Regions from separate parts of the Mus musculus genome. Here region 1 is linked to region 2. The links are chromatin loops, found by intact Hi-C in ENCODE. Cell type or tissue: left cerebral cortex. All regions are shown on one strand. Each heading gives the region's core, and the rest is flanking DNA. Links, peaks and the distances in the headings are about the cores only.

What was found. Peaks named below come from ENCODE experiments on the same cell type or tissue, not always from the same donor. Only the 100,000 strongest peaks of a DNase experiment are listed, where the experiment ranks them.
Region 1: a loop joins it to region 2, with 4 times the contacts of the local background. A loop is called at or near these places in 28 of 42 quality-filtered maps.

What each region holds. Positions count from the first base shown.
Region 1 is chr11:113,281,997-113,288,280 of GRCm38, reverse strand. The region is part of intron 7 of Slc39a11 (solute carrier family 39 (metal ion transporter), member 11); the gene reads left to right. Among named protein-coding and RNA genes, the nearest start is that of Gm51927, 24 kb to the left of the region's middle. In left cerebral cortex, for the core only: no CTCF peak of the experiment used is centred there; DNase peaks (open chromatin) are centred at 3,101 and 4,746.
Region 2 is chr11:113,173,149-113,179,432 of GRCm38, reverse strand. All of the region lies in intron 1 of 2610035D17Rik (RIKEN cDNA 2610035D17 gene), which reads left to right. Among named protein-coding and RNA genes, the nearest start is that of 2610035D17Rik, 26 kb to the left of the region's middle. In left cerebral cortex, for the core only: CTCF peaks have their summits at 3,074 (motif pointing left) and 3,935 (motif pointing left); DNase peaks (open chromatin) are centred at 877, 3,064, 3,656 and 4,930.

The DNA.
Region 1 (6,284 bases), core at 766-5,765, 110 kb before region 2:
TGTCTCAATGTGACCACGGTATTAACTTTCGCGTTCAACGTGTATTTCTATTTTTCTCTCTGCGGTTTAGTAAAATACACAAAAATCTTATCCCTTGACCTTGGACTTTTCAGAAACAAGGAAGTGTTTTAGGGAGGGTCACCTCTAAGGACTCTGGAAAGTTCCTCTCCTTACCTGGTAGTACAGCGGTGGAAAGAACAGCCAGAACCAACTCTCAGAGCTCACAGGGCTGCTATGTACCAGGGCGGGAACTACTGTACCCGGGCAGGTATGACTAGGGAAGGATCCAAGGCCATCTGCAGGTGGTCCTACCACGTTGCCTGTTAGTTTACCTTCTATTAAAAAATCTGATTTTTTTAAAAACAGAAACTCATTAGAAACTTTAAACTATATATACTTTTTTTATTTTGAGATAAAGAATTAATGTAGTTCAGGCTGGCCTTGAATTTACCACTTAGCCAAGGATAGCCTTGAGCCTCTGATCCTCCTGCCTTTATATCCAAGGAGCTGATATCCCAGGCATGAGCCGCCAGACTATTTTATCCAAGGCTCAAGGACAGAGCCCAGGCCTCACAGATACTAACAAGCATTCTGTGAACTGAGTTCATCCCCAGCTCTGACTTCTGATCGTGTTTTGATTTTTTAGCATTCAAGAGTTAGTGAGATCTACCTTTGAGTGAAGAGCTGACGTGACCCAGGATGGCTGACTCCATTCTCCTGCAGCACGTCAGCTCAAATATGTGCTAGGAGAATGGGAGCAGAGATAGAAATACAGAGGCCGGAAGTCCTTGGATCTCTCTCCCGGCCTCTCTCTCTCTCTTAGTCTCTGTCTCTGTCTCTGCCTCTCTCTCTGTCTCTCTGTCTCTGTCTCTCTCTCTCTCTCTCTCTCTCTGTGTGTGTGTGTGTGTGTGTGTGTGTGTGTGTGTGTGTGTGTATGTGTATAAAATACAACCTGCCCAGTCTACAGGATGTTTACTTGTCTGTATGTTTTCAGACCGACCGTTCGGTATTGGATAACCAGTTGGTATGCTCTTCCCTGGGGAAGACTGTTTCTCCCACTCTCCACCTTCCTTAGTGGCCTGTACTTCTCTGTGCAGGGTTAGGGCTCTGTGGGCTTTCTCTGGACCACATTAGCATGTCTATTGGTGTGGTCCTTCTTCAGCTCTGTTTCAGTACAGTCTACATGTAACTTAGTCATGGGGAAACTTCATAAATTAAGCTTCTGACAACCTCACAGCAAACTCCCCAACCTTCTGGCTCTTAGTCTTTCTGCCCCCTCTTCCTGAACTGTAGGTACAAGGATTTGTGTACTAGGTGTATCAGTTAGAACTGGGTCCACAACTCTGCATTTGATTGCGTGTGTTTTCCTATTGTGGTTGGCAGGCCTGATGCATCTTCTCAAATGAACAGCCAGTTTAATTAGAACCAGAGCAAAAATTATCGAAATTATAATAGGAAAAAAAAAAGTCAGATCATGTGGAGTGGGTATCTATTAGGGCCCCCATCAAACAAGAGAGCAGTCATTTCCTAGTGAGGCAAATGAATTTTAAATACTAAGATGGAGTTGGGTGTCTAGAAAGCAGAGCCTGGGGCAACAGAGACAAGCAAGAAAATGCCAGAGAAGCTGTAGGAGGGAAACACAATAACAGGAGAGGCAAGAAAGTAAATCCAAGGCCATCTTTGGCCATGATTTATCAAGAAATCGAGTCTAACTGTCGAATCCTGCATCATTCAGATGTAAGAGCATCTGTGGGAAGATGGAAACGTACAGCAGAAAAGACAAGCTAGTAACTACTCATTCTTCACGTCCCACACTCCACCTCTCCCAGGCCCACTTCCCTCACACTTTTGGGGTACACTTCCCATTATTCCAGGAAGCTGTGTGTGCCACGGAACTGTCCTAGCTCCAGCACCCACTCCCAGGAAGTCAGAGACCATGGCTGACATTAGGAGATGATCCGGTAGGCTGCAGACCAGACTGAGAGATGACCTGATGCTACCCCTGTCCGTAGGACTCCACTAGAGAAACACTAGGGAAATGTGGGTGTGGAGACAGCAGAAGGCATCAGAAGGCTCTCACGATTACAGAGGCCAGGAAGTCCAAATTCAGAGTGTGGGGAGGAACTCAAAACCCAGAGAACTGATGGTTCCCTTCCATTCCAAAGGGTGTTCACCCTGGGGGAGTCCGTTCTCACTTTGGGGGGGTGTCTTTTTGTTCTATTCAGACTTCCTGATGTTGGGATAAGCCTCCCGCCCCCAGATCAGAATAGGCAATCTGCTTTGTATCACCAATTAAAATGTTTGTTGTGGGACTAGCGATGTAGACACTTACCTAGAATGCAGAACCCCTGACACCGGATAAACCCAGTGTGCACACTGCTGTGATCTCAGCACCCAGGAGCTGGAGCAGAAGGATCAGAGGCAAGTTCAAGGCCATCAGTGAGACCCTGCCAGAAAATGCAAAGCAAAGGAAAGCAAAAATGATAAAATTTTTGTTGCCTCTTAAAAAAAAAAAAAAAAAAAAAAAACGGCCTTGTTAGAAACATCTAGAATACTTGACCAAATCTCCGGGAGTTCTGTGGCCCAGTCAGGTTGACACAGAAAAATGAGCCATCACAGGTGAGACCTGGTGGGGGCCACTCAGCTGAAGGACAGAGAATAGCCAGGGTTCAGGGTGCAGGCGGGTTCTGTCCGACTAAGCAGCCAGTTCCCAGGCAGTGGGCTCAGCCAGCAGCCAGCTGCACGGAGGCAGAAGGCGTTTCTGTGTAGTTTCTGTTCCTGCGGAAACTATGCCTGGTTGTCTGTCCGTCTGTCTGTCTGTCTGTCTGTCTGTCTGTCTCCTGCTGACTCGCCTCTCCCTGTTGCGTTCTTGCTTCTTCTAGCTGTGCGTAGTTAGAGGATCGTTTTTGCTTTTGCCATTCTTGAGAAGACTAGACAGAAAGGGGCTTGGCATTTTGCTTGGCACCAATTATCCCGCGCTGTGGATTTTGCCTCCCTGGCCGTTCCGCGATCACTGAGAGTGACTTCATGGGCCTGTAACAGAACAAGTGTGTGTCCCGGTGGGCGTGGGCGTGGGCGTGTCAAGGGGCTCACTGGGGCTTTGTTCTCCTTATAAATGGAAATGATGATGTCTTAAAATGGCTGGAAGACACACACGCTTGCTTGCTCTTTCCCGGTCTTTCTTCCCCTTGAGTGATTCTTTCCACTTCTGACCCACCCCTCGGCACCGCCCACGTGTCCCTGCCCATACATGTGTACCAGTCTCGCTGAGGACAGATCAACATTGTTCCAGCTGAGATCCACACGGCACCCTCACTCATAACAAGGCTTAGATTCTCTTTTTCACAGTCCCTGAAACCCTACCCCTTTTCTCCCCTCCTCCCGGACCCCCCCCCACCCCCCCACCCCCCCCACCCCCCACCCCCGCTTACTGTGCATCTCAGTCTGGATTTACATATTTCCAGGGTTCACCAGCCATCCATAGCTGCCATACTAGGGGAGACATAGATTCGAACCCTCGGCTGCACACTGCAGTCAGCTGGAGAGCTTTCAAAGGCTGAGGCCAGGGCCGGAGAGATCGCTCAGCAGTTAGGAGCTCTCGCTTCCCTTCTAGAGGCATTGGGTTTGATCCCCAGCACTTACATGGTGGGCCACAACCCTCTGTAATTCCAGTTCTGTGGGACCTGATATGCCCTTCTGGCTTCTGTAGGCACTCGGCATACACAAGGTACACAGATATTCAGTATTTATATGCAGGCATGCAGGCAAAACACCCATACACATAATTATTTTCTAAATTCTGATGTCTAGGCCATAGCTCAGGGCCATTCCAAGCTTTTATTATTACATCTTATTTGGGGGTGGGAGCATGTGCTCACAGGCACGTGCATCAGGGTTTGAATGGAGCTCAGAGGACAGCTTGAGAGAGCAGGTTCGCTTCTCTCACTATGTGGGTTCTGGTGTTTGGACTCAGGTCAGGGTTAGCGACAAGCACCTTTACCTCCTGAGCCATCTCAGCTTCCCTGTTTCTATTTTGTTATTTGTTTTGGTTGGTTGGTAGTTTGGGTCGTTTATTTATTTATTTAAACAGTCTTAAGTAGCCCAAGCTGACCTCCAATTCTCCCAATGATAGAGAATTATCATGGGCCTAATCCTGTCTCCATTGGGATTAGAGGCATACAACACTGTACCTAGTTTCTAGGTTGCTAAAGGTTGGGCCCAGGGCTCCCTGGATAGTAGGAAAGCACTTTACCGACTGAGCTACACCCCGATCTCCTCCTGGTTTTAATTTAAAACCTGGCTGAGCTGGGGTCTAGGCTCCTGTAAAGTAGACAGTGTCACAAACCACACTGGTATAAGGTTCTGTCCTGGAGAGGCAACTCCCTCCTCTGTTATGACCAGTCCCGTCTTTCCCTCTGAGACCCACACTGTAAGCAGAAATTAAGCAAGCTTGGGTCACAGGAGGGAGAAAAGCCGGAACAGGGGGTATTAAATTCTGTCTGACAGGCAAGAGGGGACAAGCCAAGCTCCCTTGGCTTCTCCGGGTTTGTTTACCAACAGGCTCAGTAAGTGTTGGCTTTGCTGCTGCCCTGCCCTTTGGGCTGGCAAGACATTTCCCACCCCCTCTGCCAGAGCGTTCTCTGAGAATCGAGAAGCCATTAGGAGCACTTCGTGTTTAGCAGGGTTTGCCCCGGTTCCTCTCCGGGAACTTCTGAAGGGCTCAGAGGCATTTCCACGAGGAGTCAGTCTCCATCCCTGGAGAGAATGAAGGGATCAAGGTGGCAGGCGGCCAGGAACACTGCCACTTTTACACAATCCATCCCTCTTTGCCCTAGACAAGTGAACTCTCCCTCTCCTCAAAACGAAGCCAGCCCAGATGAACCGCAGGGTTTTAAATGCATCCAGGAGTGATTGTTTGTGGGGGGAACTGACTAAACAAGGCGTGAGTGATCCAACCAGTCGGAATGCAAACACAATCACATCTGGGTGCCCTGGGGTCCAGTTATGGCAGCTCTCTCTCTCTCTCTCTCTCTCTCCCTCTCTCTCTCTCTCTCTCTCTCTCACACACACACACACACATACACCTGAGGTGCCATACTTCAGGGGTGGCAGAGGGCTGGCATCCATGCATCTGGAGGGACCAGAAACTTGCTAAGGGTTTCCTGGAGATTGGAAACCAGAGGAAAAAAATATACAGAGGAGTAGGGGATGCTTGCCCTGTCTTTCCTCTTTTTATTTTTTTTTAAACTATGCATATGTGTGTAGGGCAAGGTATGTGCCCATGACTGCAGGTGCCCTAGATACTACACGTGTCAGATGCCCCCCACCCTGGGACTGGACTATCTGGAGTGGATGCTGGGAACAGATTTTGGGCTGTAAATTCTGCAAGAGTAGTGAGTGGTCTTAACTACTGAGCCACCTCTCCAGTCCTTCCTTTATGTTTGGAGGGTGTCAGTTTCAAGTTAATAAAATTGACAACTGACCCAAGAAGATAGTTCTTGCACCATACACACTTAGGAGACGCACCGAGCTCGGTCTCTGCTGCTGGGTCAGGTGGCTGTCTGTCAGTTGTCACTTAAGGCGCCAGCCTTTGTTTGTCAAAACCTCCCAGTAGAGAAGACGAATCGACCCCTGTATCCTTGTCTGTCTAGTCTGTCACCCTTAGTTGCAAATAGCAAGCTAGGTCAGAGGCGCAGTGTATCCACAGAGAGGTCGTGCCGTTCCAGCAAATCCTTTGGGATCCCTGGCTAGGAGATGGCTCAGTGGGTGAAAAACACTTGCTACATACACAGTATGAGGACCCAAGCTCAGCTAGCACCCATGTGAAAAAGCCAAGTTTGGTCATGCGTAGTCCTGCAACTTGAGCACTATGGGGAACAGAGATGGGAGGATAACATCTGCTGGCCACTAGGTTCAGCTCAAGGTTCAGTGAGAGACCCTCTCTTAAGGGAATAAGAAAGAGGACGATAGAAGAGACACCCAGCATCTTCCTCTGGCATGTGTGTGTGTGTGTGTGTATCTCTGTGTATGTATGTGTGTGTGTGTGTCCCATACAATACACATGCCTAATAATAAATTAGCTTAGGAAATGGTGAGCTGCTGTGCCTCCGTGTTTTGTAAACAATATAAATAAAAACGGGAAAGAGGCAAAGCTTGGTAAAGGATGCTGGGCTTGCTGGGAACAGACTGAGGAGACCAAGGCTCAAAGTCCCCGTGTGTGCAGACACACAGATGATCCACGAAGCTCGTGCTAACATCCCACCACCTCCTGCTTGTAAGCCAAT
Region 2 (6,284 bases), core at 873-5,872:
GGTCCTCATGCCTTTGCAGCAGGCTCTCGCCCTAGCATCTCCCCTGCATGCTGGCTCCATTTATGTCTATGTAGTTATGGATGCTCTATGGTCTGTCTTTCTCTAGTTTACCGTTGGACCCAACTGGGTCCTTGGTACCTGGTTGGAAGCAACACTGGCATCTGTGTGTGGGACTGTGCATTTACAGCAAGGGAGGGGGCACTGGTGAAGGGGCTCCTGATGGGCAGAAGCGCACAGCCAGGAAACAGTATCCATCCAGCCTTGAACCTGGGGCTGTACCGGCACATCTCAGCCTCCATCTTCTCCTCTGCTTTCCAGCTCCACGTCTTTTAAGCCTCTTGGAACACTCTGGCACACAGCTATAGCTTAAGGGCCATTTGTCCCTGTAAGTGGATGTGCAGGCTCTGGGGACCCTTTCTGCATTTCCCCACCCCCTGCTCATGCCGTGCTCCTCCGCTGCAGACCCCCCTGGGGTGTTGGCTTTGGGATGCCTTCTGGGTGCTGATCCTTGGTCCTGCCTTCACAGCCCGGCTCTTCTCTTTGGCCTTCAGAGGGCAGAGTGTTAAGCAAACACCTTCCTCAAAAGAAAAAAGCTGCATTGTCCTCTTCTGAGTTCATGGCCCAGCCTCGAGAGCCAACTGCCCTGGCTTATGGATTGCTAAGTGTGGAACTACTGTGTGTGTGTGTGTGTGTGTGTGTGGGGGGGTTGCAGAGCTTTTAACCCAAAGGGTCATTCCTTTGGGGGTAGGAGCTTGTAGCTGAGAAGTGTCAGGAGGTGAGCAGGCTGCCTATGGGTAGTAGGGCCCTTAGCGCGCACTGTGGGAGAACAGGAGAGTTGCCAGTGGCCTAAGCTGAAACCTACCCAGCGTCTGTCTCCTTGAAAGTCTTGGCAGATGTCCCTATCACATCGCTGTGACAGAGACACAGGGCTCATTCTGCAGGTTCCCATTTTGATACAGAGGCAGGTTTTCTGCCCCATCTCCTTGAGAACAAGCCGCTATTTCCTCGGGCTACCCCGGTGCCTAGGTACTAGGTTTCTAAAGTTTTAATGATTAATCTTTTTGGTTTTGGTTTGTTCTAACAGGGTGGAATGAGAAGCTGTGTGTGTGTGTGTGTGTGTGTGTGTGTGTGCATTACCTTTTTAAAATGTAAATAACAGGAACACAGAGCTAACTCCCATCCTGTCCTGCATTGCTAGGTAACTCCTTAGGCAGTTCCCTGAGACCCCATGAGGTTGGTGGAGAGGGAGAACGGTCCGCTCAGCCAGGCGTGTTCAGCAGTGCCCAAGCGAGACTCGAGGGAAGCCCATGGAGTTGGGCACAGGCCTCCTTCTTATCTTCTGAGCCTGCCACCTCAAACCCAGACAAAAGCTGTCATTTTTTTTTTTTCTAAGCAATCCTCTGTGTCTGAGCTTGGGGACCTCGCTCCAAGATCATCTTCTCTTCCCTCTTCCAGCCGCTCAGCACTGCCTGTCAGCCCTTTGCTCATCCACAGGCAGGTCCTTTCTCCTGCCGGTTCCTCTCGTCCTCTTCTTGGGGTTTCCGGTTTACTCAGCCCTCTTTGTGAACAACTCGGGATAGGCGGTGTCTGTCAAAGCTGGAGGTGAGAGAGATGGGCTGGTCACCAGGGGAGCTGGCCCTGTGTTTGATTCCACACTCCTTACTTCATTGAACACCCAGAACATTCATTGGTCATCTAGGCTCCAACTTTCCTTTGCTTAAATGTCCATTAAAGCAAGAAAACAAAGCCACAACGTGCGCGCGCGCACGCACACACACACACACACACACACACACACCCATCTTTACCCCAGACCTCATGCGTGCTCTGCAGGCTCTCCTTTGCTGCATTCTGTCCCCAGCACTGTTCTGGAGCTGTTGACCTTACTGTCCTGTGAGCGAAATGCTCTCCGTGCAAAGCCTGCCTTCTGATTGGAATCTGGGTACTTCCCTGGCTTGGCTGTCATGTGACCCCATCCTCAGTGGCCTCCGTGACCCCAGGGCAAGGGCAGCCAGCTACAACCCCCAGCCTGCTGTGCTCTGCACCCCTAAGTTGGGGGTGTGTGGCCAGCTGGCTGAATTAAGTAGCTTTTTGATGTTTGGTTTCCATTGTGTTCAGAGGCTGTAAGTTGGTCATACATCGAGGGACACCTGCATGTGGCCGCCTGTCTCTCCCAGCCCTGCAGGCACTGTTGGCTTCAAGACAGTTGTCAGGTCCCCTGCCAGCAAGAGGCTTCTAGATACCAATTGCTGTGACTAGTGAGGCCAGAAGCCTTACGATCTAAAGGAGGGGTCCTGGGTGCCAGAGGGGGTGTTATTATTCAGGGCCCGTGCTTCTTGGATGTGGCCCTCCCTGTTCACGTTTTCCTCTTTTAGGGTCCTCATTAAAAACAAGATTAGAAGTCCCGTTTTACAGCCGTGTTGTTCACAGGAGCAGGTTAACACAACAGAGTCAAACAGTTTCCTTAGCTGGAAAGTGTTCTTTTTACTGAGTTCAAATAAAACTAGACAGTAGCCCTGCGGGCCATGACACGGGCCTCCTCACCACGCTGGGTAGTCAGCCTGGCCTGGCAGTAGCTCCCTGTCCCCTGTACCTGTACCTGTACCTGCTCCCTTACCTGTGGCTTCTTTACAGCCTTTCCAGTCCTCAGGGTCAGCTGTAGTGTCCCCCTGCTGTGGCTCCTGAGACCGAGCCCTTGCCCGGAGACAAAGGTCCCCCAGGACTGGCTGAAGTGTCCCACCTGGTGCTCAGTGCTGGGACCACGATGCTTGGTTGATCACGGCATGAGTGCTCTGAGCACGAGTTCTGCTTGGTCAGTCTCAGAACGGCTGCAGTGTTGGTCTTTGGTTGGTCTTTGTATGGCATGTTCTCTGGAGCAAAGCACATGGTTCTTTATATTTTGTCTCTGTTCATTGGGACTTGCATGGGCTGTGACAGACCTATTCTTGCGGTTGACACGGTGCCACCCTCTGCTAGGGAGTCATTTTGGGCAGGTTGTTTTTTGACAAGAGACTCTATGAAATAAAAAGTAAATTTAAGTCCAGGGCATCCAGACTGTTGGGGTATGGCGCCCTCTAGTGTCCAGGTAGCATCATCACAATTGCATCTCTAAATCTACCCGTTTTCTGCTGTACTGAAAATCCGGCCCTTCCCTTTCTCACTGGGGTTGAACAGTGCTTTAGAAAAGTCTGGTGCACACCTTTAATCCCAGCACTCGGGAGGCAGAGGCAGGTGGATTTCTGAGTTCGAGGCCAGCCTGGTCTACAAAGTGAGTTCCAGGACAGCCAGGGCTATACAGAGAGACCCTGTCTCGAAAAGCCCCCCCCCCCCAAAAGTCTCAGACTATTAAGTATATCGAAGAAGGGGCCTTTGGGTGCTAACGTTCAGTATGTGCCCCCCACCCATACCCACGCGCAAATGGTGACTTCTCCGCTGTGTTATTTCTGCAGGACTGGCCTGGTGGCAGGGACGTCAGCCTTGCCTAGGTGGGTGGGAGAGGGTTATGGCTTCCCTGATCCAGGAACTCTGCCTCCCAGCATTCTGCTTGCAAGTCAGTGTGGACTCCCTGTGGAGCCAGGGATGGGACCTAAAGCACGCGGGAGATAAATGCTTGGCCACCGAGTCCACCGAGTCCCCATCTATGGACAAAGGGAGTCTGGGAATGTTGCAAAGAGATGTGTGTAAGAAAATGTTTGCTATGTGGGTGATTGGCATACGTAGGAGCAAGTAGAGCATATGGTACATGTCTGACTCCTCTTTGCGGGCCTCCAGGAACCTGCTGATTGGTCACTCCAGCAGCTGGATGTGAGTCTACATCCTGAGGCTTGCAGCTAGGATATCTGGGACCTTTTATCCTGTTAAGTTTTGTACTTCCACACGTGGAGCCCATTCAGGGCCAGGGCCAGGGCCAGGTCATCCAGACTCTTGGGGTATGGCGCCCTCTAGTGTCCAGGTAGCATCATTACAAATGCATCTCTAAATCTACCAGTTTTCTGCTGTATTGAAAATCCTGCCCTTCCCTGTCTCACGGGGGTTGGACAGTGCTTAGTAAAGTCTCAGACTGTTAAGTATATCTATGCCTCCTCTCATACCGGAGGTGTTAAAGGCAGTTTTCAAACAATGTTATATTTATGAGCAAGAATAAGGGCAGGAGTGGCTGCCCTTATCTATCAAGGATGGCTGTGAGTTTAAGCTCAGTTGTAAAACACTTGCCTAGGATCTGTGCAGTGCAAAGTTTTATCCTCGGAACAAACCAATCATTAATCAATAAGTCAATCAAATAACAAATCAAGAAAGAAAAACTAAGATAAAGCCACTGAAAGAGCTAGGGTAAAATACTTGGCCACAGCCTTTGCCGTGGCTGGGCTGACCAGAATACAATTTAGTATCCTCTAGAAAATTCTTGATCTATCTTTAGATAAAAGATTCACGTACCCATCACTGCTTTAGATGGCCATGTGGGGATCCTGAGTGTCAGACATCATCACTAAGAACTGTGGTATACAGGGAACACATTGGTGGCTGTTGGGGGTGGTGGTAGATGCCTTTGGAAAACCTTGAAGCTTAGACCCCACTTGGTGTCATCTCAGTCAGTTGGAGGGGATTGGCTCCGCCCACCTCTGAGCTTTGGGCTCAATAGCTGTGGTGCTGGGCCCAGAACCTGGTGTTTATGGAAGCCCCTCCTCCACCCCACCCCCACTGTGGTAGTCCCGGTGGCCTCGGAACCCCACTGGTCTAGGTAAGGGAGGTGGAAGTCTCTCCTTTCGCTTCCCTCTATGAACGAGAGGTTGGCAGCAGGCTTGTCAGCAGTAGGCTTGTGGGGACCTGTGACGAGTGTCGCACACATTAGGAGGACCATCCTGTTTTCCAGATCGCTGGAGTGCAGATGTCTTTTGCTGCTGAATGGCAAAGGCTGGCATCCTCATGAGAAAACCAACCCCGGCCTTGGCCAGGGAACTCCATAGCTTTGCTCTGCCCCAGCATGACTGTCCTCAATAGACAGCTGGACCTGACCTACCAGGAGCGTGACTCTGTACTCCTTTGTTCGAGCCTTTGGCTGCTATAGTGCTGTGGTATCAAGAAAAAAGTTGAAAGGGGTTCATCAGAAACACCCAGTCTATCATAGAAAACCCTAGGGCGGAGCATGACTTTGCCTCTTACAGCTCTGTGGCTTCCTCTTGGGTACAGAGGGCTGTGTGTTTGCCCTGACAACAAGATAACCCACTGTAGGGCGTTCCTGGAACCAGCCATTGGTTGGGGACTCTTTCCAGGACCAAATTTTAGGTTTTGTGGGAGCTCTAGCCTTTCCTTTCAGACCCCAGCTACAGCACACAGCAGTTGGTCATTAAGGCTTCTGTGGTTGCCATGGTGAGAGAGCCTCTTCTGCTGGCCTGGGCCTGTGGGATTGAACAAGGAGACATAGCCCACATTCTTTGAAGTGATTTTCACTGGTTAATCTGCTCTGCTTCAATCTCTAGGTTCTCTGTGTGTGTGTGTGTGTGTGTGTGTGTGTGTGTGTGTATGTGTGTGTGTGTATGTGTGTATGTGTGTGTGTGTATGTGTGTGTGTGTGTGTGTGTGTATGTGTGTGTGTGTGTGTGTGTGTATGTGTATGTGTGTATGTGTGTGTGTGTGTGTGTGTATGTGTGTGTGTGTATGTGTGTGTGTGTGTGTGTATGTGTGTGTGTGTATGTGTGTGTGTGTGTGTGTGTGTGTGTGTATGTGTGTGTGTGTGTGTGTGTGTGTGTGTGTATGTGTGTGTGTGTATGTGTGTGTGTGTGTATGTGTGTGTGTGTGTGTGTGTGTATGTGTGTGTGTGTGTGTGTGTGTGTGTGTGTGTGTGTTGTCATAGCTGAGCCATGCACAGGGTCACCTGGGCAGTCAGGTTCTGAAGCTGGAGCATCTGAGGTTTAAAAGGTGAGGGTCCTAGAACATGCCTGTCACCTCTTAATCGCGTTCTCACGCCCGGCCAGGAAAGACGCAACAGACCAGAATCTTCTGCGGCAAAACTTTATTGCTTACATCTTTGGGAGCCAGGAGGGCAAGCGCCCAGCGCCCAGCCCCAAAAAACGAAAAGCCCCTTCTATTACATCTTTAGGAGCCAGAGCTCCGGCGCGCGCGCTCTATTGTTTACATCTTTAGGCAGCGAGCGAGCGCAGGGCGCGCAGAGCCAGAGAGATGCCAGCGAGAGAGAAATGGCGGAAACCCCGTCCCCTTTTTTAGGAGAGTTATATTTCGCCTAGGACGCATCACTCCCTGATTGGCTGCAGCCCATGGCCGAGCTGA